Linked DNA regions of Homo sapiens: region 1 is linked to region 2. Evidence: read pairs that join two places in POLR2A ChIA-PET (ENCODE). Cell type or tissue: GM12878. All regions are shown on one strand.

Region 1 (2,500 bases), 58 kb before region 2:
CTTGTTACGCTGGAGATAGTAATATTCCCACTTTGTAATTAAAGAGTTGACTTTCTGCTTTTTGAATACAGAGTCCTTGCCACTCTTTGCCAAATTCTCTTTGGAGATGTCAATCCCAATCTCCAAGTGCCAGGGACCTAGACAAAGAGAAAGTGCAGATGTGCTAAACGGTGGGGCTTCTTCTTCCTCTATAGCTCTTCCGTTTTCCTAATATTAATATGTATAATAAAATACTAGGAAATTTGTTATATATATATATGTGTGTGTGTGTATATGTATGTGTATATATATGTGTGTATATATATGTGTGTACGTGTGTGTGTGTGTGTGTGTACATATATATATAATTTTCAAGCGGTATCTTGATATCCACATTAAACTGACTGTACTTAGAAAAACTTTTCAGGGAGGCAAAAATAGAGTGCCCACATGACTACTGCTTCTGTGAATCCCCTAAGAATGGCCTTCTCTCTCACTAGGAAGCCTAAAACTGTTTGCAATTAGACAACAAAAAGCAATTAAAAGTATTTATTTTTTAAAAGCTTGTTTTAGCCAACCCACCCTCAAAAGAGAGACAGAGAGTCTGAGAGAGAAGAAAAATTTAGTGGCCTACATTGTTTGGGATTGGTGAGACTAGAGAGTATAAAGAAATCTCCATACTGGTCATCGATATGAAGATATCAGAGTTATAAAAATTGAACTCAAATTCAAGAGCTATAGACTGAGGGAGAAGGAATATAGTCTTACAGAACAACTAAGAAGTTAAAAATTCAGGATTATTCATCGTGGCAGCAAAAGACAGTTTGGGAAAGTACATGATGTATTAGTCAAGTAAAGAATCTAGGAAGCTAAAAAAATCCTGTAACATCTGAAATACTAGAAAATATTAAGAAAAGCATGCCATGCCATACAATCTGAGTGAAAAGTGTCCTCTTTCTAAAACTGTTGCAAAATTGATCAAAATACATAAAAATTTTCTTTTTCCAAAGACATTTTTCATACATAATATCCTCTAATTCATTTAAGTGAAATAAAATAAGTCATACCCAAACTGATGTTTCTTGAAACTTCTAAATCATCTGAGGCTGAGCAAAAAGCTGGAGATTTAGCGATGTATATTATGTTGTGGGAAAATTAGCTCCTCAAAATAGCAAAAGGGAAAATTGGCAGCTTAGTCAAATACACCAGAAGGAATGAATAATCTTACTCAGTAGCTTAGGGATGAGAACTTGGTGGAAAATATAACTAAATGTTGAGGAAAGTTGTTTAAAGCAGTTGTTTATTTTTGAAGCTGATTTTTTCCATTCTAAAAAGAAGTGCTGGCCCACTCACATTGCGATATAAATGGAAAAAAAAGATTATAAAATAAATAAAATATTGAAGTACCAGAAAAAAACCTTTTAATAACAAAATTTCACCAATGGAAATGTGTAGTTTTTTCATATATTGCTATCACCAGCAACCATGTCTATATCTCAGTTATATGAGGAATGAAATCAATCAGCAGGCATTTCTTGAGCACCTGGCTATGTGTTAGGAAATATGTGCCAGATGTGCTGGGGAAGTGACGGAGTAAATGGAGAAGTAATAACAATTCCAATAATATGGTAATTGTTTATAAATTAGATAGCAATTCTAGAATGATTCTTAAGCTAGACCATAAACATTACAAACCAACTCATGATATTCATAATAATGAGCTGGCTTATCCTTTCTACTCTCCTTTATCTGCTGACGATCAATAAAATACACCTCACCACCAATCTGAGTTCTGCCAGCATCCCTCACCCCCTAAAGCTCAGCATGCTTCTTTGTAGTGTCCCTTGGTCCAAATACAGTGTCTGTTCCTCTGGATTATTTATATCACTATACTCTGTCTCCTGATGTAGTATTTCAGGGCAAAAACTACCTCCTAAACTTCTTGGAAATTTTTCCCACTTTTAAAACAACAGATGTTGTAAATAAGTATTGTTAATTGAATATGTTGATGCACATAAAATAGATTATTTCAAATCAAAATAATGGTAATATATTCTAAAGTTTTCTAAATGTTTAAAATGTCACAACATTTTGGGAAAACTGTGGATTAGTTAGTCTACAATTTGTTAAAATAACTGTGCAAAATTAATTGGTGATTTTTAGAGTTGACAAAATCCACATGTATTTTATGAAAAGTAGATGATCTAAAAAATGTGATTAATTTTCTCTGACCGCTTTCTACGTAAACCAAACCACTGACTAAGGGTATGGCTTGTATATAAATGGGATAGAGTTTCAAAGTATGGCTTACACTTCTAACAATGTAAACATTAAGACAATCTTCAGAAAAATTGTGGATAGTTGGGGAGTAAGTATGGGGCCAGGGACACAGCAGAGTTCAGCAGTGGTTGTGATGGGTTATAACTGAGGGACAACAGTCTGTAGTGGTTGTGAACCTACACTTTGGATCTAGACCCCCAAGTTTAAATCTGGTCTCTGTTACTTAACAGCTATGTAATTC
Region 2 (2,500 bases):
GACCACTGAGTGATTGAGGTAGTACTCAACAGGTGGTCTTCAGCCTGGAACGGAAATAAATAAAACCAAGAATGTGATGGTGGTCACCATTTGATAAGCAACTGAAAGTTTCATCCAAATTCAGTATTTTTTAATGGATGTGTATACTTTGAAAGCTTCCTTTTTAAAGGCTCTACTAAACAGTTCACAAAACAAGACATTCGGATGAGCTGTGCAACTCTGTGCAGATAAACTTTACCTACCACAGCTGACATTTTAACCAGGCTTCTGCTCACCTCTGGATAAATTTGGCTGTTTTGCTGCAGATTCTCAGCCAGCCTTTGCTTTGGTGCATACTCAAGGAAGCTTTCTCAATGAGTGGCACACACTGTCTTGTCCTTCCTTTAATAAGTAATGAAACAATGCAGGAGGAATTGCAATCACCAAAGTATTTCTTTTTAAAAAAATGTTTAAGATGTAATCAGATGATCATGTTATCTGAGCAACAAACTATAATAAAATATAGCCAGTAAAGCTAACCAGACCCATTTGCTGACTATTAGAGCAGTAATAACTTTTTACATTATTTAGTTCAGATCTCTGCCTCATCCTTGCTTAAGAGATGAGAACCTGAGGGGTTAAGTAACAAAATAAAGATCACATCTAGTCAGTTAATGGTAGTTAGGTCTCCTGCCTCCTACTCTAATAGTCTGTGAATGATTGCATAACAATGATTGTGTTGCACACTAATGAAGGAAATATTGTAAGCAATGCAGAGCTTACTTTATTTTGTCAATGCAAATAAATATGATCAACTCAAATGTTGCCACATTTCCCAGTAACTTTTATTATTGTGAAATTATCATGCCATCACCATATATTCTTATTATGTAGCAAAGTTCCTGAATCTTCCTCCCCAAAGCTGGAATGTTGTTGGCTCTGACCTAGTGTCATCCTGACTCCTGAACTTCTTAGCTGTTTCACTTTTGGAACATTGCTTCTCCACTCTGGGTTTCAGTGTCATTTGCAAAATGAGGACAATGATAGTGCCTATTTCATAGGATTTTTATCAAAGATGAAATGTGTTAATACATGTTAAAACTATTTGAAGAGCTCCTGGAACATAGTTAGCACTAACAAAGTGTTAGTTCTATTAATAACTCACACAGTGGATTTTTGAACCTGACACTTTTTTTTTTTAAACTCATTGCCACTGACAGAGAGTCCTTCTTCAGCTAGAGGTAAAAATCTTAAAAGTGTTAAAACATTAGAGAGTTAACACGTTGGTGTGAATAAGTTTTAGTCAAAGTGAAAGTGAAAGCATTAGACTAGTTGCAGTTTCAATGGTAGATGAAATTCAAAGGTCAAAGTACCTAAAAATTGAGAGGAAATGCAGCTGTGTGGGAAACATTAGCAGAAAAAGGTGGGAGGGCCCAGGGACAAACTTCAAAGACTTTCCTGTTTTGCCCAAGACCTCACCTTATCATTGTTGCTGCAAAAATAAGGCCACAGGTATGAGCTGGACCCAGACCTGTGATCCCACTCAGGACTGAGGGAGCTGCAGTAGGTATTAAACCCAGCTGTGAACTGTCTGGGCGGCAACTACAGAGAAAAATGGACAGCAAGAAGGATGTGAGCTGAACTGAGGACTTCTACCTTGGGTACTGCTTGCTTGGGGCCAAAAACTAGGTGCAAGAATGAATAAGGGTAAGGTCCCAAGTAGGGTCAAATGGTTTTGTTTGACCATTTGGGAAACAGAAACATATCAGACTCAGACTCTGAGGCCAAGCTGCTCCCAAAGAGATCATTTGTGGGCATGCACATCTGTTCTGGTATGTTCCAGTCATGGTGGTGGGGTACATGAGTTTGATTAAGCCTTGCTTCACTTTGTATTTTTCATATAGTTTCAATCTTAGGGTAGCTCATTTATTCATATTCTCTGAGTAAAATGCACTTCTTAATAAAGGGGAAAAACTTCCCCTTTTCAAGCTTTAAGATTTGTACCTAAATCTAATTTTATGTTTGATGAATGAGTATAAATCTTCCCACCAACTATATATGCTGTATAGGCTTCTATAAAAATTCTTCCCAATCATTAAAAGCCCATTTTAAAAAATATTTCCAAATACAGGAAAAAAAATCCCACAGTAGAATATGATATAATAAACATCTAGGTACTCCACACTGAGTGCTATTAAATTCTAACATTTGTCAAAATTGATTCAGAATTTAAAAATAAATTAATAAAACATTACAGATACAATTAAAGCTTCCTGAGTATCCACCACACTGTCCTTCATTTGAAAGTAAACACCATATTGAATTTGGTAGTTCATTTCATGCACACTTATATATTTTTACATGTGTATACAAAATAAATACCATGTAACATTATTTTTTGTTTTAAATATTTTATATATAATATCATCATGCAAATTGATGTTTTTAAATTCAGAAGTACATGTGCAGGTTTGTTACACAGGTAAACATGCATCATGGGGGTTTGTTGTACAGATTATTT

Evidence for each region. Peaks named below come from ENCODE experiments on the same cell type or tissue, not always from the same donor. Only the 100,000 strongest peaks of a DNase experiment are listed, where the experiment ranks them.
Region 1: POLR2A ChIA-PET joins it to region 2 with 11 read pairs; 2 of 35 experiments call an interaction of 5 or more read pairs at or near these places.

The regions. Positions count from the first base shown.
Region 1 is chr4:46,951,483-46,953,982 of GRCh38, forward strand. All of the region lies in intron 8 of GABRA4 (gamma-aminobutyric acid type A receptor subunit alpha4), which reads right to left. Among named protein-coding and RNA genes, the nearest start is that of GABRA4, 41 kb to the right of the region's middle. In GM12878, no CTCF peak of the experiment used is centred here; no DNase peak of the experiment used is centred here.
Region 2 is chr4:47,009,787-47,012,286 of GRCh38, forward strand. It overlaps a transcript of GABRB1 not described here. Among named protein-coding and RNA genes, the nearest start is that of GABRA4, 17 kb to the left of the region's middle. In GM12878, no CTCF peak of the experiment used is centred here; a DNase peak (open chromatin) is centred at 1,305; H3K27ac peaks cover 337 bases.